6 separate regions of the Homo sapiens genome follow, and all the other regions are linked to region 2. A link is an interaction called in ENCODE POLR2A ChIA-PET data of the cell type or tissue named here. Cell type or tissue: HepG2. All regions are shown on one strand. Region 1 overlaps LIN7A (lin-7 cell polarity scaffold A). Region 2 holds the start of LIN7A (lin-7 cell polarity scaffold A). Region 3 overlaps ACSS3 (acyl-CoA synthetase short chain family member 3). Region 4 has its middle 15 kb from the start of LINC01490. Region 5 holds the start of ACSS3 (acyl-CoA synthetase short chain family member 3). Region 6 overlaps ACSS3 (acyl-CoA synthetase short chain family member 3).

Region 1 (4,000 bases), 99 kb before region 2:
CATTACTTGGTTTACATATTCTGTTTTTGTAAATTAAGGAAAAATGTTGCAATAGGAAACATGGAGAGATGCATCTGGAAGTTTGGTGAAAGGCTGTTTAATAATAATATACAGCAACAATGCTGTGTAATTGTGGAAGCATAAGTCTTATCTTTTAATGCTGTATTTATCATTTCTCTTTTTTATCCTAATTACTATTAGGAAAGGTAGACAGGACAGGTGTTGTTACATCAGTCCTGCAGATATAAAGACACCAAAAATTCCAATGACTTGCCCATAATCAACCCACCAATGACAAGGATCCAATTTCCTCTGAAATTAGAGTATTTAATGGGGGACTTTTATTGTCTCTTGAAGATAAACAAAAAGCAGAGGAGATGACTTAAACTGGGCGGAGAGTCTAACTCTATAGGGAGATAAAATTATAAGAAAGAAAAGACTATTATCTGATTTAAAAGAAAAAATTTATAGTTACTGGGTATTTAAAAGGTATCCAGCGTAATGCCAGACACTCTTACATACTTTCTCTTATTTAATCTTTGGATTAAACCTGTGAGAAAGATATTGCTATTTTTGCTTTACGTATGACAAAATAGAGTCTCAAAGAGTAAATAAACGTATTATGGTTAGAATAACCTTAACTCCTGAGAAACCATAAGAACTTGAATTTGAATGAGTCCCTTTTGAAATGTTGAAAATATCAATTCACAATAAAGTAAAAGTTTGTAATTTTCATTAAATATGATGACAGAAAAAAAGGGAAAATTGCTCTTAAGTTGTTATCATATGCAATATCCTAGTCAAGTGATTTAAGGATATAGAAAGAAAATTTCAATACAAAAAATAATAATAAGCTAACAGAAAAAAAAAGTAGAATACATTTCATTTCATAATGAACAGCCTCAGGATGTATTAGAGACTCTTGGCATATCATCAGATTTCAGAATTGATTTCAGATTCCTAATGCACTTAGAGTAAAATGAAAACTTTTGGGTATCAACCTTAAAACTCCATTGGTTGGCTCCCAATCAGTTCTTCAGCCTCATCTTATCCCACTATGTATACTTTAGTCACTTTGTTCTTTCAGCTGCTCCTACATGGCAAATCATGGACTTCCTTATCTCAAGACCTTCACACAAGCTCTTTCTTATGATAACAGACTCTTCTCCTTAATCTCAGTTTAAATGTCACCCTTCAAAGAGGCCATTTCTAACACTATTAAAACTAGCTCCTGGCATGGTGGCTCAACATCTGTAATCCCAGCACTTTGGAAGGCCAAGGCTGGTGGATTGCTCGAGCTCAGGAGTTTGAGACCAGTTTGGGCAACATAGTGAAAGCCTGTTTCTATCAAAAATACAAAAACTAGCCGGCATGGTGGCATGTGCCTGTGGTCCCAGCCACTCAGGAGGCTGAGGTGGGAGGATTGCTTAGTCTGGGAGGCAGAGTTTGCAGTGAGCCAAGATCACGCCACTGCACTCCAGCCTGGGCCACAGAATGAGACCCTGTCTCAAAAAATAAATAAATAAATATGTATATATATATATTTTAAAAGTAGCTTCTCTTGTTCCATTACATGGCTCCTTGTTTTCTTCTTTCCCCTCTGTAACACTTATCACAGTGTTTAATTATGAGGCCATGTTATATTCTGAAGTATTAATTCGTGTTCTTTGTGAATTTTCCCTCCCATTCTGCTTCCTTCAGCCCACACCTTAGGAGTAAAAAAGGACTGAAAAATATCTGAAGGTCTTTGCTGTGCAGCAGAATGTTTTGGCTGCATGTTTTCACGTACATTTTTTTTTTTTTTCTCATCAAAGACCAGGCAAGATGGGGGGCGGGGAAAGAAGGAAGAGGAGTCTGAATGGCTTTATTGATTGGATAGGCAGAAGCAGAAGGAGAAAAGTCTGAAAGTGAAAAGGGAAGAAAGAACTTGCATTGTCAGAACTAGGAGTAGAGTGGAAAATATTCAGTGTGTGCTGTTTTGAGACTAGAAAACCAACGTGCCCATGCTCTGTGGACAACTGGTTCCATTCCATAGCCCTATACACTTGTAAGCACTCTAGATTTATGATATTTACACATTGTAGAGGACTGGATAATTTCTCAAAGATATTAATATCAGGTCCTATTCCCCAGAACCTGTAAATATTACCTTTTATAGAAAAAAAGGTCTTTTCAGATACAATTAGGTTAAGGATCTTGAAATGAGGCGATTACCCTGCATTATCTCAGTGGGCCCTAAGAACTCACAAGTATCCTTATAGAGGGAGGTGGGAGATTTGGCGCAGAGAAGAAGGTAATAACGTTACCATGGAGATAGAGATTGGAATGAGGTGGCCACAAATCAAAGAATGCTGCAGTCACCAGAAGCTGAAGGGAGCAAGGAACAGATTCCCCAATAGCACCTCTAGAGGGAGCACAGCCCTGTTGATGCCTTGGTTTGGAGCTAGTGAAACTGATTTGGGATTTTTGGCTTCCAGGGCTGTGAGATAATACATTTCTGTTGTTTAAAAACCACCGTGTGTGGTAATTTGTTATAGCAGCCATAGGAAACTAATATACACATAACGGAGTTAAAAAATCCTGTTACTGTGACCAGTGTGAACCTGAACAAAATCACTGGGAGCATTTCCCTTAGGCTGGGATAACTGATGGATATGTTACATTTATATGTATGTATTTATCATCATCATCATCCTCATCATCATCATCATCATCATCATCATCATGTTCTTACTTTCTACCAGATTATAACCCTTTTTTTTTGTTTACCACTCCATATCCAGGACTTAGCTCAGTAGCTGGCACATAATAATTTCTCTACAAATAATTGTTGAATGAAAGAAAAGCATTGCTAAAATAACAGCACAAATAGAAGGAAAACACAAACAATAAATGGTAAAAATAACTATGAGAAAGACTGCACCAGTAACTAAACTGAATAGTCAAATACCCATTACCAGCAATCTAAATAGAGATTTAGGTCAGTCTGATCCCATGTGTGGGAATGCTTCCCTCATTTAGAGACTTGCCGTTTAGCACCGACTGACTGTGAGTGTGTTCTGGCACTGACACACTATCAGCACAATCTCTTGTATGCTCAAAGCTCAAGTTGATCTATGAAGGAATGAGAGACCTGGTGCCCATTCTTGCAGGCTGAAATCACCAGGTGGGAATGTAGTTGTTCTAACCTGTGAACTATAGTTACCTGTGCTATTGAGATAGCACGATATTTCCCTGTTCTGCTTTTTAAATTAAAAGATCTCTTATTGTGAGCCAACTCAGAATGAAGGGGGGTAGAATACTGCCTTCTCAGTGTTGCAAAATATACCAGATCATGCTGCATTGTTTGTGCTCTTCTGAAAGTGACTGGGATAAAACAACATAAATGTACTTCTCTTGGCTTCTTCACAAATGTGAGTGAAGTGTCACATGATGTCATGCCGAGAATAAAAATTTTCAGCACTTAGAACTGAAATTTCAGCTTGCACTCCTATTTAATTATAACCTAAACAGTCCCCCACTCAGCTTCTGAGAAAGGTAAAGCATCTGCTAACGACTTCTAGGAATAGAGAGATTGTGAGAATAGCTTTACTTGAGGTCTCTTAGCTGGAATTAAGCTGGGGATCTGTGTGCCAGGCCTATAGGGGAACTGAAGACTGAGCTTCTGTCTTTCCCCTCTTCATGCAAGCATCTGCTCCCCTCTAAGGGCCAAGTGGCTTTAGAGAGTGCTTGTGGACCAGGGCTGTTCAGTTAGCCGGGAATGCAAAGTGCCTGGTGCAAACTGGAATGATGCAGATATGGAACAATTCAAACACATTCAAACCAAACTCTTCACACATCTGCAGTGGTGAATTAGAGTACTGAGCCATTTGAATCAGAGTAAATTCCTTTTCAAAACCTTACTATCTTTAGAAGTGGTTTTTAACTTTTTAAAGGTCAAAGTCTCTTATGAGTAGTTAAGAAAAACAACTGATCTCTCTCCACCAAAAATTTACTTATG
Region 2 (4,000 bases):
ATGGCAGATCAAAAAGAGTTTTGGATAGGCACAGGGCCATGAAAATCTGTAATCACCTTGTTCATCCTTTTGGGGCCCAGCCTAGACCTTGAAAAAGCTTACTTCCCAGAGCAGACCCAGGAAGCTAGGTGCAGACTTCTGAGTTTCTTACTTTCAGATATATCTTTCAAATTTGGAAAGCAGTAAATCTTAATTTCGATCCCTAGCTTTGATTTGTTTGCTTAAAACATTTGCCCTGAAGACTATATCCATGTATGATGTCAAAAGGTAGCAAACAAAAATAATTCAATTGTAATATAAAAATCTCCACTAAATAGTAGAGCAACTTGAAAATATCTCTTATCATCACATTTTCATGCTTTTTCATTTGTAAAATGAAGATACCAAAAAAGAACTAGCAGCTCTAAAATTGTGGATTATATATTCAGATTTGCTGGGATGCCCTTGGGAGGCTTTGTCAAGCACCTTCTTCCCTTCCTCTCCTTTGCCCACCTGCCACAATTCCTCTTGGTTAAACATCACAGTTTTAGTGAGCTATTGTTACTGACGGCAATCCATCAAGTGTATAGGGGAAAGCTAGGTTGAGAATCTCTGGCCTATGTTATCACTATCATCCTTTCCATGGTTAAAATACTGTGAATCTATGAAATGCACCTCAGTTCACTAGGAAATCACTATATTTTAACATTGCTTAAGTTACTGCTATCCTGAGTTTACTTACACCAACTTAACATTATTTTTTTATTGTACTGTGAGTCAGGGACTATAGCAGACACTGAGAATTCAAAGATGAATTTAGAAATGGTCTCTTCCCTCACGGAGTTCTATCCAATAGGGATAGACAAATGCAACAGAGTGTGATAAATGCTTTAATGGGGCCAAAGCAGCAAGTCAATTTAGAGCGCATCAAAGGGTACCAAAGCAGCCTGGGAGAGAGGTGATCTGGAAAATCTCCCAGTAGGTGACCAAAAACTGAGTCCTAACTCTAATTAATTGAATTATAGACTGCTAAAGCTGCACAGTGTTAGAATCATCTAATTCAAACTCCTGATGTGGCACAGAGAGAATCTGATGTCCAGAGAGGCTGATGTATGCAGAGTGAGTATCAGAGTTGCAGCTAGGACCCAGATATGTAATACTGGGTTGCCTCTTTAAAAATGCACCTTTTTTGAAGGGAAATTTTTAGAACCTTTTCCTTCATCAGTTTAATAATGAAAGTAATTAATCATATTTGAATAAGATACGGAGAACAATATTTATATATATTGACTTTATGCTCAGTGGTGATGCCAATAACCCATCATCTCTTGGTTATAGATTTTCCATGAGCTGCTGATGAATTTTTTCAGACTCATCCACAGGGTAAACCTGCTTGTCTCCTGAGCTACTGCATGTACGTAATTACACTCAGAAGGACAAGTAGAGTTTGGCTGTGAACAAGAGCAAACTTTAAAAATAAATCTTAGTCCGATTAGCACCTCCTCTCATCAACCGACTGAGGCATCTAAGGGCTAAGGTAAAACCCAACATTGAAATATTTGTATTATTAGTAGTAGTGGTAGTATATAAAATGACCCAGGTATGCAATCTTCTTGGAGTTTTTGCTCCTAACATAGTCACTTGATTTGGGATGTTTAACGACTGTGATTTTGTAATGGGACAATATAAGAGCTCATTACATTAAAACATAAATACTTGGGAAGCTCATAGTTTCTGATAGCTTGCCATCTGTTTGGTTCTTACCGGCAATGGATTTATCCTGCTTAGTGCAGATGATGATATTGTGGGTAAAATCATGGATTATACAATGGATTTCTGAGGTCTTTAACTACTGTTATTAATTTTGCCAGCTTACAAATCAACATTTTCTAATATAAAATCAATTACATTTTATTTTTCAACTCTTACCCTAAGAAAGGTTGCTATGGGCACCACAGAACATCTGTTCTGGCGCCAACAGATTGCGTTAAAGTCACCCACAGTCTCTCCAAATTAAAAACCTCAAACTGAGTTCACTGGCTTTGTTACTGTACTCTCAGCAGGATGTTCTTTTGCCTTGCCCATCGTTCAGTTTAATCCTCTAGAAAGAAAATTTTTAGAGGTACATCGGACTAAATCATTTTCTTCTGAGTACACCATTTCCAAATGGCCGCCCAGGGTCCTAAATCCGGCGGCTGCGGAGAGGGACTAGAGGGTGTCCTCCTCTGCAGAGCCGTAGGACTCGAGCGCCTTCATCACTGGACGCTGGAGCCAGGAAGGAAACCCACACACTCAGGGACAGGTATAACCCCACAGGGGTGCACCAGTGAGGCCCCGATCGCAGCGGAGGACTCCATCCCTGAGCTTGTGAGGGCGTCCTGGGGAGGAAGCGAACACTTTCCCCGTTCAAGTCAGAGAGCAGGACTCACTGGGTGGCAGGTCAGAAGTTGAATTTTAACCCGACCTGCGCTTTGTCCCCGCGCCTTCCGCAGCCTGGGCGCCGCGGTGGCACCGAGCTGGGAGAGGACACGAGAGGCTGGCGCGGGAGAAGCCGAGAGTTGCTATCGACCGGGAGCTGCCGGCGGCGGGAGCAGACGCGACCCTCGCCGCTTTCGATCTCGAAGCCGCGGAGAGCCGATCTCGGCTGCTGGGGCTCGGCTCCCCGCGCTCTGCCTTGCCCTTTCGGCAGAGGGCAGCTCCCTGCCTGCTGCAGCCCCGCCACTGTGCGCCCGGCAGCCCAGGGGTGCGCCCAGCCCGCCCCCCGAGTGGCCGCCGGGACTCCAGCAGTTGGACCGACCCTCGCCCTCCGGCGCCTGGACAAACTTCCTTCCTCCCGGGCCCCTGCGCCAAGCAAGCTGACAGGCGGCTCCCTCGCCGGTCTCCTCTGGGCTCTGGCCGGGCGAGCTTGCTCTCTGCCCCTCTCCAACCCCGAGCCCCTGGCGCCTATAGCCGTCCCCGCGCAGCGGCTCCAACAAAGCCAGAGGACCGGAGACGACCCGGCGAGGGGCTGGGAGTGGCAGCGGGGACCCCAGAGCCAGAAGGAGGCGTCCCCTCGGCGGGGCGAGTACAGTGGGAAGGGGCAGCGGGAACGTAGCGGGGAGAGAAAGGGGAAGAAAGTGTTCTGTTCTCGGCGCGAACGCCTTCCTGGCTCGTCCTCGTTCCCCTTCTCCTCCTGCCTGAGCGCGTCCCATGTCCCGTTGGGAATTGGCAGGCGGGGAAGGGAGGAGGGGAGAGGGGACGCGGTGGCCTGGCGAGCGAGCCGCTCCCTTACCTCTGTCCAGGGTGAGCGGCTGGACCACTGTCAATGTCGCCATGTCTGCCGTGGGAGCCGAAGTGACGCTCGGCTTCAGCATCAGCAACCGCTCGTAGTGAGAAAAAAAGGAGGAGATTGGGGGCGGGGGTGGAGAGGGAAGACGGAAAGGAGGGGGAGGAGGGGGAAGGAAGGAAGGTGGTGGTGGTGGAGAAGAAAGCTTGGGTGGGTTGGTAGCCAGATGGAGACGCAACTGTTCCGCGGCGGCAGATCTTCAGTTGCGGTGCGGAGCTGAGCAGGTATCCGAGAGCGACTGCATCGCCGGGCTCTGGGAGGGAAGGCTCTGCCCTAGAACTTTGCTATTCCACCCCCAGGAGCGCTGGGTGGGTGTAGCTGGCGGGTTGCTTCCTTTCAACTTTCCACTCTAATAAAATGGTCAGAATATACGTGTGTGCATGCGGGTGCGTGTGTGTATAAGGGGAAGAGAGAGGATGGAAAGGGGATATGGGGAAGGGAGTGGGAGATGAGTTTTCTCAGATTAAGAGAAATTGCCAATCCAATAATCCCATCCCCTTTAGAGAGAAAATGCTTCCATTATCAGAAATGTTTGGGATGTAATTACATTTGCAGTTAATTTCTGTTGAAGTTTTTCGGAATGTTGACCTATAACGGCATATAAAGATAACTGACTAAAGGCCAGCGTTCCATCAGTAGATGTTCATTTAGGACCTGAGTATATTGCCTGGAGAAAAAAAAAAAAAAAGGCAAACC
Region 3 (4,000 bases), 210 kb after region 2:
TCCAGTTTAATGATTTGTAACCAACAAGATATATGCTATTTCTTTCACTATAAACACATTGGATATGTGCAAGTCTCTTCTCTTTTCTTCTTAATAGAGATTAACTGCCTGCTCCCCTCCAATAACTAGCTTACTTTCTCAGCTTCTCTCTTTTTCTGCAGGCCCTTTCCTCTATTGTGATATAGATGAGGGCTGTAGAAATCTCTTGTTCTTTCTATTAGACCTGCTGTTTTGGCAGTAACTAAGCCCAGTGGAATGGCTTTGCTTTGAATTTAGAGAGACACAAATTATGAGGCTCAGTGGTGTGTCTTATTAACCAGGATTGCATTTTTGTAAGAGGAGGTAAAAACTTGGCTGCCACACCTAAGCCTCAGGCAAACAATGATGGAATCAAAGGATATTGCATCAATCACCCCTATGCTCTCCCAATACCGCCTTTTAAGAATTATAAGAATTAGGAAAGACATATCTATAGAAGTAAATGCATATATGTGAAAGTGTTTTTTTTCCTCTGTTTCTCAGATCTCCTTTGCACATACCTCTGTTTCTTAGCCTGAAGAATAACCATTTATTGAAGTCCTAATTTCATTAGAGTCCTATCAAAATTATCAACCTGTAATTATTTTTGTGATCCTCAATTTGATGTTTGTATTTTGCAGTGTGATGATTTTTATAGATCTCTGTGTTGTCAAAAGTTTGATAATTTGCAATTAGTTGCTTTTATCCATTGTATAAATAGAAATGGAAACGTATGATTTGGTCATAGTCAACTATTTTATTTATCTAAATGGCAGAGCCAGTACCTATCAGAGTGGGGCTGGAGAAAGCAGTTTGGCCTGAAACTTCAACTTGATACAGGGTCTTCGATTCAGCTATAAATGTGTTAGCTATAAATGTGTTTATTCATACAGGTATCATATTCATACAGGCATCATATTTGTGATATTATATTGAAGTATTAATTGGTAAATGTACCTATTTAAATATATGAACAGTTTTTACAACCCTGATTAATGTATTAAGCAGCTTAGAAAATGGAAGTGGCTTGTCTTTTCTAAATTTTTCAATCTTTGGGCTTATCTCAGGAATCACTTTAATGAAATGGTTACATACATCTCTAGATAGTAGATCTCATTAACTTTCATTGAGTGTTATATAACTTTGCTTGTGCTTGTGCTAACATGTTCGCCAATTATAAACTTCCTGATGTGTGATCTTGAGCTCAGCTAACATCTAAGAAAAAAACTAGGCTTTTAATGGGCATTAACTCTACTTAAATAGCTGTAATTCCCCATCAGAGTAACTTTTCCATCAGCCACTTCCCTGCTTTTCACCCATCTGGCCATTTCATTGTCACTGTTTTTAAAAAAGACTATTTAATTTCTTTAAAGGAGTATCTGTTTAACTCATGACTCTATTATCACAAAGTTTACTAGAAGGAGGAAAACTTGGATTGTATTTTAGATATATCACAGACTCTGACTAAATTTCAAAACTGGATTTTAGTCTTCAAAAAGGAATAGTAGAATTCTTCCCTACTCCTGAAGAAGAATTAATGTTTTCTTATTTGGAAAGGTAGCTGTGGTATTACTCCTAAAGGCCATTGTATGAAGAGAAATTTTAATAGCTTAGTTGACACATCATTGTAAAGATAATAAATGCAAAATAAAATAAATAGGCTATGAAAAATAAAAATTAGTTTATAAAGTTATTAGTGTACATACATCTATAAAAACATGAAACGTTATTTAAGCCATGAGTGTTGATGGAAACATTACTGCATTATACTGAATTTCTAAAGGATATCTCTAGATTTAAATGAAACATGCTTTTTTGTCAGTTTAGTTGAAGTGAATATAAAACTTTTGGACTTTTTATAAACATTTATGTTAAATCATGAACTTGAACTTTTTAGTCATAAATCTGATGTTCAGTGCCATATAGGCCTAGATTTTCAGTCAGATGCTCAGACTTAAATAGATTTAGCTACTTTTTGTTCTCTTGATTTAATCTCCTTATTACAGTACATATTCTTATATTTTTGCTGTGTAGGAGGCGGTTCCTTTGGCTCCCGGTCGTGACCTTGATTGGGATGAAGAGATGGCAAAAGCCCAGTCACATGACTGTGTTCCTGTTCTTTCAGAACACCCACTGTATATTCTTTACACATCTGGCACAACGGGGTTACCTAAGGTACTCACTCTCTTAGAGATAACTATCTATAGCAGTAGATTTACTTTGCACCAAGAATGTTTGATCACTGACTGGAAATGTTTGCAGACTTTACTTTGAAGTTTAGAGAGTTACTTCATTTGCTTTTATTTTTTTTTCCTGTGCCCAGTCTGGAGTGCAGTGGCGTGATCTCACCTGACACAGTTACTCCATATCTTAAAGAGATTTTGTGTTTAGTGCTAAATATAAAAACATTTATTATTTAACATCAAATATTTTGCTCTCATTTCTTCCAGAATTGTCTCAAATGCTAGAAATATACAATTGCTTTAGTAGATGTTTAATTGAATATCAGTTGGTTTAATAACATTATATAAAAATATATTTTAAATAAAATATTTTTATTCTTTTAGATTGAGGTATAAGTTTCATGCAGTATAGAATTGATTTTTTGATCTAGGGGAATTCAATTATTTATTATGAATGTGATTTTGAGAATTGGCCTAGGCAGTTTGAACAGAGGCAATTTATCCAAAGTATTGAACTATTTGATTTACAGCATGGAAGACACTCAAGGATTTTTAAATCTGTTTACCATGAAATGTGTTTTTACAAAGCAAAGTTGAAAGCATCAATATTCATTGATGCGTCAAATAGCAACAAATACCACTTTTGCCTGGTATCTCCAAATAACACTGTTTCTTCATAGACCCTTATAAAAGATAACAGTATCATTTTCCTTACTCATCTTTATTAGGTGGTTTAATATTCATTGAATTGTAGAATTTTAGTAGGGGACGGGACTTTCATAATCATTCTCTTCCTTGAGGACAGTGGCTTCTTTATTACTGTTAGATTGCTATAGCATCAGTGTTCTGAAAACTTCATTTCTTAATCTTCTTAGAATAGTGGTTCTATTTGATTAGTTAGCTTTTTAAAAGGAAATTTAAGATGTTCCATATAAACCTTGCTTGTGAAAAGGAACACTTTTGGTAGGGTAATATATTCTCTCTGAGGACACAGGTTATGTTTTAGTATATTTTGGTCTACCATTGTGCTGTATGTAGTTGGTGCTCAATAAATTTTTGTTGAATTCATACGTAGATGCATGCACATGAAGATATTTGTTTCATTGTAGAATTGAAGCCTTATGATTTTGTTGCAACTCTAGTGACTTGAAAAATATTTCTGCATATTGAAGATTGGAAGATTTATTTATTGAAGCATGCCATATAATCTGCTCGACATAATTCTCAACCTCCACTTTTTCCAGTTCTGCCTTGCACACTAGCCACCTGGAGTCCAACTGAACATTTGGCTATAAAATAAGAGGGGACTCAGCAAAGTTATGATCTAATATAAAAGTATCAACTGAGAGAAAACTCCTGACCCTGAAAACACAGTATAACTTAATTTTTAAAAAATTTAGTTTCTTAAAAGCCTGAAGAAATCTTATAAAAACATTTGTGCTACCTCAAGACTTTAAGTCACTGAAATTCACTGTGACCTGGAATGGGATCTTATGGGAGGGGCAGAAGAAAAGGTTTTCAGAAATTAAAAGCTGACTTGCCAGTGTAGTAGAAATCAAATAAAAGCAATACACAGAGCATTATATTGAAAAGTGGTTCCAAATAAGGATGGACCCTAGCTATTCCAGGTTTTCTTTTTTTTCTTTTCTTTTTTTTTTTTTTTTTGAGACAGTCTCCCTCTGTTGCCCAGGCTGGAGTGCAGTGGCGCGATCTCGGCTCACTGCAAGCTCCACCTCCCGGGTTCACGCCATTCTCGTGCCTTAGCCCCCCGAGTAGCTGGGACTACAGGCGCCCGCCAC
Region 4 (4,000 bases), 160 kb before region 2:
TTTATAAGCATCTGGCATTTCCCCTACACATACTCACTCCGCCTTGCTGCCATGTAAAGAAGGTGACTGCTTCTCGTTTGCCTTCTGCCATGATTGTAAGTTTCCTGAGGCCTCCCCAGCAATCCATAACTATGAGTCAATTAAACCTCTTCCCTTTGTCAATTATCCAGTCTCAAGTATTTCTTCCTAGCCGAGTGAGAACAGACTAATATAATGGCTTTCTTTAGAGTATGGGAATATGCAGTTAACTTCTATTTCATCTTCAAATCTTAGCTATAATTCTGGCCCAATAAAAACATATTACTCTCATATGTAAACATGAGATCTTATAACATATAATATCATATCATATTTGCCTCAGTAGATTGCAATTGGATTGAAAGAAGAAAGTCAAAACTATCCTATTATTTGTCACATTCTACATAGGCAGCTGGGAACTTAAGCAGTGACTATGCTGGGTAGCTTAACTTCTAATGAGGAGCAACAGCCCAGGGTGCAGGGAATTCCTAACTTTAGACCCAGCTAGGTTTCCTTTACTATTAGTAAACCCTGCCTAAACGTTCATATGCAGGTAGTCTGTTTCTCTGAAATAAAGGATATCACAATAATTAAAATCTGTTAATATATGTGAAGTTCTTAGAACAGCACTTGACACATAGTAAGTACAAATATAATGAATTCTTATAATTGTATGTTGCTTCAACATCCATTTTGAATGTAAATGGCTTGACTTTCCATATTCAATGAGTTAATAGGTTTGACTTCCTCATACAAGAGGCAGAGCTTAGTCACCCTTGACAGAGTTTTCAGTTCTCCACCTCTTCCCAGTTTTTCAAGGTGTTTCATTCAGATATCTGTCTCATTAACTGCCTCCTGGTGACTACTTCCCTACGAGATAGTTACATTCAACCTACTTGCTCTACCCACTCCCACATGTGGCATGTGCTTTGTAGATAGGCCACAGTGACCACCTTTCAGTCACTGCAGGACTGCATCAAACTGCCCACTTGCTCTTAAACCCACCAGTTGTAACTCCCCACCGGAAATCTACCTAGGAAATGGCCTGAACCCCAATAAAGTCTTTGGACCTCAGGTCTCTTACTCTATCTCTCTTGCTCCCCACTTGACAGTTGAGTGTGTGTCCTGGACTCCCTCCTTCCTGTCGGTCCTGAAAAATGTGCTGCTCTCTTCTCTCTAGGGTATATGTGAGTAATAAAACTGCTTCTATTATTCCATGTGATATAGTTTGGCTGTGTCCCTACCCAAATTTCATCTTGAATTGTAGCTCCCACAATTCCCACATGTTGTGGGAGGGACCCAGTGGGAGGTAATTGAATCTTGGGGGTGGGTCTTTCCTGTGCTGTTCTCGTGATAGTGAATAAGTCTCACGAGATCTGATGGTTTTAAAAAGGGGAGTTTCCCTGCACAAGCTCTCTCTTTGCCTGCTGTCATCCATGTAAGGCGTGACTTGTTCCTCCTTGCCTTCCATCATAATTGTGAGGCCTCCCATCCATGTGGAACTGTGAGTCCATTAAACATCTACCCTGTATAAGTTACCCAGTCTCTGGTATGTCTTTATTAGCAGTGTGAAAACGGATTAATATACCATGTGTTTTGTTGTGCTGCCTCTTCTGCATCTCACACGACCAACATACCCGAACCTAACTTCTTTTCCAGTCAGGGCTCTCCTACAGAGTGGCTATCTTGGTAGGAATAAACTATTCACAGGTCTGGTGAGAGTCACAAGGGCATTTGCCAGTGTAAATAAGTTTCCTGTGAGAAGAACAATTGGACACGGGTCAGACACTTTAGCAAGTTAAGTATTCTGACAAAAGATAAAGGTCAGGATAAAAATGAAATTAGAGAAAAAAAATACAACTCAATAAATGTTAGCTGTTAAGTATAGCTTTGTCTACCCAAAATACTTCTCTAATTATCTTATTTCGGTAAAACACTGTTGTAGATTGCAAAAGCAGCCCAATTTTCTGTTCCTCTGTGTATAAATGCCTTTTACAATGATCAAGAGGTAGAGACTTTTCCCCCAGTTGCTGACTCTGGGCTGGGCTAGTGACTTGTTTTGGCCAATAGAATGTGATAGAAATTACATTTTGCCTGTCTGAGCCTAACTCTCAGAAGGTCTTGTGGACTTTTGCTCTCTCTTGAGATTTTTTCCTCTATTATGAGAACAAGCCCAAACTAGCCTACTGAGGGTAATAGACCATGGGGAAAAAAGCTGAGTCACTTCAATTGGAAGTCAGCCAACCCCAGAAACAGAGCTGCTTAGCTGATGTTCAATTGATTACAGGCACATGGGGAGGCCCAGCCAGTCAAACCCAGAACAGCCCGGCTGAGCTCAGCCTAATTCTGTGACTTTCAGGATGAGTAACAAAATAAATGATTCTTATTTTAAGTCAAAATTTTGGAGAGCAATCTTCCTCTTGTCAATGTCTATCTCAGTGCTATTTCAGACTCCTTTCGTACTGTCAAATCTCACTCAACTTTTAGCATCTATTTCAATTGGCATCTCTTCCAAGAAGATTTTTCTAATTTCCTCAAGTGATGTGTTATCTCCCCTATAATTGAACCCCATTTTGATATTTGTGTCCCTTTTTAGCTTTTTTTTTAACTTGTTTTCTATTAGAGGTGTTAGTGTCCTACTCATCTTGCTTTTCCTACAGCTAGTAAGTGGACATCCAGGAGGTACAAGGATATATCCCAGACCTGGCCAGTCATGCTACCATTTCCCATAATAATCTCCTTAAGAAGTGAGCACCAGACCCAAGTCATTCAGATACTACCTGTAAGATATAGGCACTGAGGGAAAGAGTCTGGTTTTTCTTTTAGATGAAGAGCTATAAGAATGGAATCGAGACTAGGAGAGGAACATCCAAAGGAGAGAAAATGACTGCAGTGGGAGAGAACAAGAGCTACGATCAAAAAGAGGAGAGACAAGCAGCACTGAGGAAGACAGAAGGGTAAGAAGAGGTAAGAATTCTATCAACACTGAGATACTGAGACCTGGATCTGTCCTGTTTTGGAAGTAATTGATTCTCTCTCTCTTTTTTTTTTCTTCTCAAGCTCAAGTGAGTTGTGTTTTGGTTAATTGCAAAAAGAAAAGAATCCTAAGCTTCTTGTGAACTGAGGCAGGTTAATATGAATGATTCTCCAGTGCTATATCACCTATAGATATGTTGACTACATAATGTATTATCTATATTGGGACACTTCTGAGAGCAAAATGGAGTGCTAGTAATAATTATTCTGAAAAACCTAGTGCTAAATGAGACTGTCTCTTTGGGTTTCCCAGAAAAAAATCAGAAAAGCTGGATCTTCAAAGCTGAGGATTAGATGCTGGATTGTTGTGTTACAAAAATCCAGGTCTAGACCTTCTATGGGTCCCTTCTTTGTAGCAGACAGTCAGCCTCTCACCCTTACAACCCTATTATCTACAAAAATACAGCTAATAAACAAAAACTCACAGGAAGCAAAGATTTATGGAACAGGTAGCAATTAAACTCTTTGGAACTACGTTGTGTTTGTGTGGGATAGTTCTTGAATTTGTGTTTGTAATCACTATAACTTAAAGGAAGAAAAAAATTAGGTATTAGTTCTCATGTATGATAATTTTCCTTCAAGATATTATGTTTTCTATCCTTGGTGTCGGGGAGGCAGTAGAAGTAGCAAATTAATATAATGTTTAAGTTAGTTGTTGAATATATATGGTATATAAAAGTTAAAACTCAGATAAAACTTTGTGTTAGCAACACAGATGAACACAATGTGGGCTAAAGCTGAAGAAATGTTTTGATTTCGATGATCACCTTTTATCTTCCTCTATAGGCTACAGCTGAGACAACAGTAATTAATCTCACAATCTCCTGTACCTGATATAATGGCTTAGGGGCAGAGGAGAACTACTGTAGTGTAAGTGGGGCTTGTGTTCTGATGGGCAATGGCAATAGGCAGGACCATTAATACAGACTCAGGCATATGGAAGTAG
Region 5 (4,000 bases), 140 kb after region 2:
AGACAGTACTATATACCACCTTTCTTTTTACATTTTCCCAGTTTCCTCTTTTGATTCATCTTTACTTACTTCCTATTTTTGTTTTTTGTTTATTTGTTTGTTTTGTTTTCTCATTAGAAAAGCCACAGAAACTCCAAGCAGGCAAATTAGAAGGGAGGCAATGCAACAAGTCCTATCTGTTCTCTGTCTAGATCACATGCGGAGTCTGGTCAGCAGGTGAATCCGCATCCCAGTGGGGTCACCTTCCCTGTGACCTGTCAATCACCCCAAGAAGCACTTCCCAATTTGTCTGGCACAACCTCCTTCCACTCCTCCTACCCTCTCAGTGGTCAGGAAATCCCGGAGCAGTCCTTGCCCTGGAGCTGCTTGTGTTTTTAGTAACCAGGGACTGAGCTGATTTTGAAAAATCAATCAATCAATAAATAACAATCAAAGAGCCTTGCCTCAACGCACCGAGTTGCTGGTTTCCTGCAGGTCAGAGGCGATGCCACCTCCACCAACGACCTTCCAAAGATTAAACCAGCCGTGTACAAACTGCTGGATTGAAAATTGAGAGATGGGCCGTTGGCCTCCTCCTAGGAGTACTTGTGTGTTGAAATCGGAAGGACGTTCTGGAGTTTGAGCGCGATTTTTCCCGGAAGGCTGCGGGGTTGGAAGTGCATGTTGGGGTTTGGATCTCGTGCAGCAGCGCAACTAACCTGCTGCAACGGCGCTGTGACACCCCTGTCCCGGGGCCCCCACTTTAGCCTGTTGCTTCTCTGGTCGCTCCAGGTCGGTTTTTCCCGGCGACTCTAGTGTGGCTTCCAAACTTCTGGGCTCTGGGCTCACTTCGGAATTTGCCCCCGCCCCCTACTCCCTTCCCTCAGGCCCCAGGAAGTTGCAAGAGTACCATTTGTCGCACACTCGGGGACCGCGGGTGGCCGGAGGAGATGAAACCGTCTTGGCTGCAGTGTCGTAAAGTCACCAGCGCCGGGGGGCTCGGAGGGCCCTTGCCTGGGTCCTCTCCGGCCCGGGGAGCCGGTGCGGCCCTCAGGGCTTTAGTGGTCCCGGGCCCGCGGGGCGGTCTCGGGGGCCGGGGATGCAGGGCACTGTCCTCCGGCAGTGGCAGCGAGTACAAGACCCACTTCGCAGCCTCGGTGACCGACCCCGAGAGGTTCTGGGGCAAAGCTGCCGAGCAGATCAGCTGGTACAAGCCCTGGACCAAAACGCTGGAGAACAAACACTCGCCCTCTACCAGGTGGTGAGTGACTTCTGTGCCAACCCTGATCCCCCATCCCTGGTAACTTTTTGGGCGCCAGGACCTCCCTGGGACCTGGAATCTGGCATTCTATCACGAAAGAAAATTGAAACTGGAGATGTGTTCAGACCCCTCAATTCGTGTTTCATTTCAATTTCATAGTCAGTTCTCTTGCCTTCTGCTCTTGAGAGACCCTGTTACCTATTGTGAACCCAGTGTCCCATAAACGGGAGATTTACCTGACTGGCAAGGTTCTGCTTTGGCAGTGGGAATAGTAAGAAAACTAAAACAAGATCCTGCCTCCAGGGACCGCACAGTCTAGTAAGGGAGATACTAGGTAAACAAAGCAAGCGGTACAAGAAACTAGGGAATTATAACTAAGTATCCTCCTACTATGGGGAGGGAGGGTTAAGAAAAGACTTCAATAAAATCGCACCCCATAAGGGTTTGGAAGGATGGGTATGTCTTCTCGAAGTCGACAAGGCCCTAATTATCAAAGTTCTAGAGGTGAACAACAGCTTGAACTGTGACTGAGACAGTGACTGCCAATGATTGTGTTGGCTGGAGAGGTGGGAGGGGAAGTGGTGAGTCAGGGGCTGGGTCCGGAAGGGATTTATGTACTGTGCTAAGTAGCTTGGATCAGATCCATAGGCCTGTTGTGTATATGAAGCTGCAGTATGGGGTACCCAGAAAGAATACAGATAGATATAGGCCAGGTGATGTTAGAAGTCATGGTAGGAGTAAAGTCTTCCACCTGGAGTTGGAATTATAAGAAGTTATAAGCATGATTTTTTTTGCGTTACAACAAACGCAGACACATTGTAGAATAAATATCAAGCTTGCTAAGATACTGAGGGTGAAGCACAGTCAGTGATACTCTTAGAGTGTGGCTCCTTATGTGTCTGCCCTCTGGGGGTGTGATTGCTCTCATCTGCCAGCCATTAGAGAGGATGTTTCCTGTAAAAGTTTGAAAAACACTGCTCAGCAATGAGATGAGGGGAATGATATGGTCAGGTTTGCAGTGGACGAATGGCTCTGTGGTCAGAGCAAGAAATCTGGAATGGAATTGGCTAGAGCCTGTTCTGTGTCTCCACCATGCCCAGTCCTCTCAAAAGTGTGTGGGGATGACATGGTGTTCCCTTTAGAATCTGAGCACCTTGCCCCTTCCTATCAATTATTTTTTCAATAGTATTTGATCGGTCCTCTTTTCTGTGCCAGACAGTGAACAAGACACTGGGTGTTCAACAATGAGTAAAACCTAGTCCCTGCTTTCTAGAAGTCATAAAGATTAAAAGCATGGACTCTGGGGCCAGACTACCTGGTCTGAGTTTGGCTTCTCACAGTTACTGACTGTGTGTTCACAGTCAAGTGACTTAATCTCTCTGTGTTTCACTTTCCTGAAATGCAAATATGGAAATAATTGGAGGCTTAACTTAGTAAAGGATGAAGACTATGTCTTTATACACTAGACCCTATACATGTTAGAGGAAGAATAGCTCTCTTTGTATTCTCAGACCATAATTATCTTAGGAGCAGGAAACTCTCCTAGTATTCCTCAGATGAAAGCACAGAGATTATTGCATCACTGTTTCTCAAAGTTCTGTGTACAAATATCTGTCATAAAATATGGTACTATAAATGATTTTATGTGGCCATCTCCATTATAAAACTAATGTGCAGAGAATTCAGTTAAGAAGCCACAGGTATATTCTAAATGAAAAACAGTGAGGGCCAGACCTAAGGCAGTGGCAATAAGAATGGAGGAGAAAGGACAGATTGGAGTGATTCGAGAGGACAATTAGGGATCAGCAAAGGCCCAGGAGAGAGCTTTGGAAGTGAGTGTCAATGTCCCAGCAAGTAGAGCTTAAGACCAGGAGATTTCCTTTTCAATAATTTGCTTTTTCTTTGTAATATCTAGTTGCTTGTCTACATTTTTTTAAATGGTGTGTATAAGATGTGTTTAATGAGAAATTTTGTGAAAGGGTCACTATATTTTTATAGATCACAATTTGATAACACCGTATCTGAATTCTTTATCTTTTCAGTCTTGAACTCATGCCCAGAAAATCAAAGTGAAGAAGTGATAAAACTTTGACTCTATTTATTTCAGCAGTGCGATTCAATCTTAAAAGAATTCTGGTTGGGCAAGCAGGGTTGGGAGGGAAGTAGACGTAGGAGACCAATCTTAAATTTCAGTTAGTCAGTAGTTTCAATTTGAATCTATGACTGCATTGGATACCTAAATGAAGATAGTCCTGATTGGTTAGCAAATTTCCACAAAGCCAAACAGAAGGGCAGACTGAATTTACTTTTATTTTGTTTGGCTTTATATCCGCAAGATCTAAGGCAGAGCTGGCATATAAATTTTTAAAGTGAGAGTCAACTAACTGGATACATAGCTTTGATGATTTTTGTTGCTATAAAACAAGACACCTCTTTGGGAGGTGATAAGTGGATTTAGGCACAATTTGGTGTGAAGGAGCTTTACTTACTTTCTTTGAAGCTGGGATCTGGAGAAGGGAGATATTGACAGCCAAGTGCTTAAGCAAAACAAGGCGAGATTGCTATAGCTAATTGTTCTCTCCTCTGTGGAGCTGGCATATGTGTAGTCACAGTCTCTGATGCCCTTCGGCTTCCCAGAGGCAAGAGCGATTCTTCATTATAAGCTTGTCTGTTTGTTGTTCACAAAAGTAAACTCCCCTCAGAACCCACAGGCTTATCAAAAGTCTCAGCATATAAATAGTATTGCATATTAGCTTTCAC
Region 6 (4,000 bases), 190 kb after region 2:
ACCACTATCAGATAACTATTTTGAATGTAAGATAGCGTTTTGTAATTGTTCTTGAAAAATTTAATACAATGCGATTCTTAAATATAAAATAAGTATTCCTCTGTGTTTTAGATAAATAATAATACATTTTACTTGTAAGTGTAAATGTAATGTTTTCATCTTTAAAAGAAAGATTTTTCTTTTTTAGATAACATCTCTAACTTTCCTGGTTTTAAGAGACATATCTCAAAATAAATTGGCTTAGCATAATATCATCTTCAATGAAAATTATTTCAATGCTGTATCTAATAAATTGTAACTGTCTAAAAATGTTACATTTCTAGAAGCTTCTTATGTTATATGAAAATATTTATATTCCTGAAAAATTCTCTTCCAAAAAAGATAGTTTTACTATCATTCCAGATCTTAAGCAGTTTTAGAATAACTGATTATTTTCACAGATATTTACCTGAATGCATAGTTAATGCATGGACTAAAGAATAAGTTGTTCATTGTAGTTAAAATTTTAATCTTTTCAATGGCTGCCTGTATGTGTACAAGTAAAACAAACAAAAATGTGTATGATTAATATGTTTAAAAGTAAGGTGCAAGTATTTTATATAACTCTTTCTATGGAAATTATACATATTCTCAAGAACAATTCATTTATCCATACTTTTAGTAATCTGTTTCCTCAGATATTATAATTGGTTTTTAAATTAGTTTTATTTTTTGTTACGGTTTAGACCAGGGTTTGCAATGTAACATTGTGGCATTTTGAAAATATGCATTCCCTGTCTGCTTTTTCATACAGTTTTCTTTGATGTGGTTTTGAAGTTGCCCATGATCACTGCATTTTTACTACAATTTGGAAACTAGGGAACTATCTTTTTTCGTACAAGCATGATTTTCCTTAGGTGAGCACACTTGCTATTTGTGAAGCAAGTGATAATTTGTTCTGTAGAACATAGCTTTTTGCCAATTTTGACTAATCTTTATATTTGAGCTATGAGCATCTGGTCACAAAGTTATACTACCCCAAAGACTGTTTTTGAAAGATTTTCCAGAATGATAACATAAAATTTTTTATTAATTTAGTTTTCATTATTCATAGCAATATGTTTTCATTTTATAACTGAAATTTAAAGCTTTTACTTCTGTCTGATGCATTATATGTTATATTTATGTTATTTATAAACCAAATATATGTGCATACCATTTTATAATATATAAATTTCAGTTGTTGCATTTTCTTTACAATTATTATTCCTGTATGTGATTTTTTTTTTCCAGACTCCAAATTTCTTTGGTGTAAGGACCAACCATTTCCTTCTTATTTTTGTACCTGTAGACTTAACCTCAGTTTAGGACATACAGCTGATACTACATAAATTGAACCAATGACAGGACATTTATGTGTTAAAATGGCTTTAAATTAGTACCAAAATGATTCATCTAATTTCTAGTGGGAAGAGTCACACATTGTTATATCTAAATAAATACATTTTTTCATTTCCTCTAGGCTTCCTTCGCAGCCCAGTAATTCACACATTGGTAGCATAGTATCCTCATGCTAGCTGGCCTTGCTCCCCTGGGATCTGTATTGCCCTTGATGTCAGACTGAAAATCAATTTTACTGGTCTATCCTTGTGTAAAACCATCAAGTTATTGACAAATTTAAAAACAAATTTAAGAAGGTGCAAAGATGAATGTGAATTGGGTGAACGGCACATGGTTAACTTTTCTTCAGTTGAAAAACTATTTATTATAAACAACCTATATTAAAATATTTTCCCTTTTGCTAATAATAGAAATTGTAACTCTACACTCAGACATTTATGGTAGGATAAGAATATGTCATTCCATAAAAATAATACCTGTTTTCTTCTTTGATAATTTTCCACCTGAAGTTGATAAAAACTAGGTGAACCCTGAAATAGCAGTATCAAATGCCTTCTGTTTTGGAGTTCCAATAATACTTTATTTGAGTGATTATGAACTCATATGTTTTCCCATGCATATTCTCATACATATATATTTAGATTTACAAATTATAATGGAAAATTTTACCAGAGTGACATTTAGCCCTGAAAACTACTGGAAAAGAAAATCGTACTATTGATTCTGTAAACCTTTTGTCTGTAGACCAGCTCTGGTGTGGTTATCAGGTTATCAAAACATTGAGGAGCAGCTGAAACAAGCAAGGCCAAATAGACTCCATCTAGTGGTTACACGGGACTGGTGCAGCCTCATTTAACTAAAAATTGTTTTCAGGGCAGTGGTTGACAACTCAGATGCCTACAGAAGAGGGTGGATGGGAGAAAAATCAATTGTAGGTATGTATCACACTTTCTGTATGGTTAGGGAACTATGGTGTAAGCATATAACATAAAATAAATAAGAGGTAAAAAATATATTTTAAACTCAGAATGAAAAAAAATGCAAGCTGTATGATAAATGCCCCTGGGAATAGTGAGTTCTATGGCAAACCACTAGGCTGATCATCTGGTTCAATTGATTGCTGTTATTCAAGAACACAGGCCTGGTGCTGCTAGACTTCACAATTTTTCTAGAGAAACTGGAGATCTAGATTTGTATGTGAAACCTACTAAATTTAATATGCTGGTTCATTTTCTTAAAATGTGATATGGCCCCAACTTAAATACATCTTGGTCACATTTGGCTGTGACCTGCGATTTTGAGATCTTTGTTTCACACAAGGTCTTGAATTTTTTTTATTATACTTTAAGTTCTAGGGTACATGTGCACAACGTGCAGGTTTGTTACATATGTATGCATGTACCATGTTGGTGTGCTGCACCCATTAACTCATCATTTACATTAGGTATTTCTCTTAATGCTATCCCTCTCCCCTCCCCCCACCCCATGATAGGCCCCCGTGTGTGATATTCCCCGCCCTGTGTCCAAGTGTTCTCATTGTTCAATTCCCACCTATGAGTGAGAACATGTGGTGTTTGGTTTTCTGTCCTTGTGATAGTTTGCTTAGAATGATGGTTTCCAGCTTCATCCATGCCCCTACAAAGGACATGAACTCATCCTTTTTTATGGCTGCATAGTATTCCGTGGTGTATATGTGCCACATTTTCTTAATCCAATCTATCATTGATGGACATTTGGGTTGGTTGTAAGTCTTTGGTATTGTGAATAGTGCCACAATAAACATACATGTGCATGTGTCTTTATGGTAGCATGATTTATAATCCTTTGGGTATATACCCAGTAATGGGATTGCTGAGTCAAATGGTATTTCTAGTTCTAGATCCTTGAGGAATCGCCACACTGTCTTCCACAATGGTTGAATTAGTTTACATTCCCACCAGCAGTGTAAAAATGTTCCTATTTCTCCACATCCTGTCCAGCACCTGTTGTTTCCTGACTTTTTAATGATCGCCATTCTAACTGGTGTGAGATAGTATCTCATTGTGGTTTTGATTTGCATTTCTCTGATGACCAGTGATGATGAGCATTTTTTCATGTGTCAGTTGGCTGCATAAATGTCTTCTTTTGAGAAGTGTCTGTTCATATGCTTCACCCACTTTTTGATGGGGTTGTTTGATTTTTTTCTTGTAAATTTGTTTAAGTTCTTTGTAGATTCTGGATATTAGCTCTTTGCCAGATGGATAGATTGCAAAAATTTTCTCACATTCTGTAGGTTGCATGTTCACTCTGATGGTAGTTTCTTTTGCTATGCAGAAGCTCTTTAGTTTAATTAGATCCCATTTGTCTATTTTGGCTTTTGTTGTCATTGCTTTTGGTGTTTTAGTCATGAAGTCCTTGCCCATGCCTATGTCCTGAATGCTATTACCTAGGTTTTCTTGTAGGGTTTTTATGGTTTTAGGTCTAACATTTAAGTCTTTAATCCATCTTGAATTAATTTTTGTATAACGTGTAAGGAAGGGATGCAGTTTCAGCTTTCTACATATAGCTAGCCAGTTCTTCCAGCTCCATTTATTAAATAGGGAATCCTTTCCCCATTTCTTGTTTTTGTCAAGTTTGTCAA

What was found. Peaks named below come from ENCODE experiments on the same cell type or tissue, not always from the same donor. Only the 100,000 strongest peaks of a DNase experiment are listed, where the experiment ranks them.
Region 1: POLR2A ChIA-PET joins it to region 2 with 13 read pairs; 3 of 35 experiments call an interaction of 5 or more read pairs at or near these places.
Region 3: POLR2A ChIA-PET joins it to region 2 with 10 read pairs; 3 of 35 experiments call an interaction of 5 or more read pairs at or near these places.
Region 4: POLR2A ChIA-PET joins it to region 2 with 13 read pairs; 5 of 35 experiments call an interaction of 5 or more read pairs at or near these places.
Region 5: POLR2A ChIA-PET joins it to region 2 with 19 read pairs; 2 of 35 experiments call an interaction of 5 or more read pairs at or near these places.
Region 6: POLR2A ChIA-PET joins it to region 2 with 10 read pairs; 3 of 35 experiments call an interaction of 5 or more read pairs at or near these places.

The regions. Positions count from the first base shown.
Region 1 is chr12:80,835,146-80,839,145 of GRCh38, forward strand. The region is part of intron 4 of LIN7A (lin-7 cell polarity scaffold A); the gene reads right to left. Among named protein-coding and RNA genes, the nearest start is that of MIR617, 4.5 kb to the left of the region's middle. In HepG2, a CTCF peak has its summit at 2,408 (motif pointing right); DNase peaks (open chromatin) are centred at 2,406 and 3,116.
Region 2 is chr12:80,934,391-80,938,390 of GRCh38, forward strand. LIN7A (lin-7 cell polarity scaffold A) reads right to left here and starts at 3,544. Exons shown (of 6, transcript NM_004664.4): 1 at 3,251-3,544. The coding sequence starts at 3,332. It overlaps MIR618 (microRNA 618), which reads right to left and starts at 1,443; the gene lies at 1,346-1,443. RefSeq lists a silencer at 2,672-2,881. In HepG2, no CTCF peak of the experiment used is centred here; a DNase peak (open chromatin) is centred at 2,381; H3K4me3 peaks cover 2,942 bases.
Region 3 is chr12:81,141,055-81,145,054 of GRCh38, forward strand. ACSS3 (acyl-CoA synthetase short chain family member 3) reads left to right here. Exons shown (of 16, transcript NM_024560.4): 5 at 2,053-2,193. Among named protein-coding and RNA genes, the nearest start is that of MIR4699, 15 kb to the right of the region's middle. In HepG2, no CTCF peak of the experiment used is centred here; DNase peaks (open chromatin) are centred at 347 and 2,217.
Region 4 is chr12:80,776,061-80,780,060 of GRCh38, forward strand. No RefSeq gene overlaps it. Among named protein-coding and RNA genes, the nearest start is that of LINC01490, 15 kb to the left of the region's middle. RefSeq lists enhancers at 1,661-2,860, 2,105-2,334. In HepG2, no CTCF peak of the experiment used is centred here; a DNase peak (open chromatin) is centred at 2,191.
Region 5 is chr12:81,077,192-81,081,191 of GRCh38, forward strand. ACSS3 (acyl-CoA synthetase short chain family member 3) reads left to right here and starts at 888. Exons shown (of 16, transcript NM_024560.4): 1 at 888-1,240. The coding sequence starts at 930. In HepG2, no CTCF peak of the experiment used is centred here; DNase peaks (open chromatin) are centred at 290, 790, 1,830 and 2,690; H3K4me3 peaks cover 4,000 bases.
Region 6 is chr12:81,126,923-81,130,922 of GRCh38, forward strand. The region is part of intron 2 of ACSS3 (acyl-CoA synthetase short chain family member 3); the gene reads left to right. Among named protein-coding and RNA genes, the nearest start is that of ACSS3-AS1, 3.1 kb to the left of the region's middle. In HepG2, a CTCF peak has its summit at 2,194 (motif pointing left); a DNase peak (open chromatin) is centred at 2,179.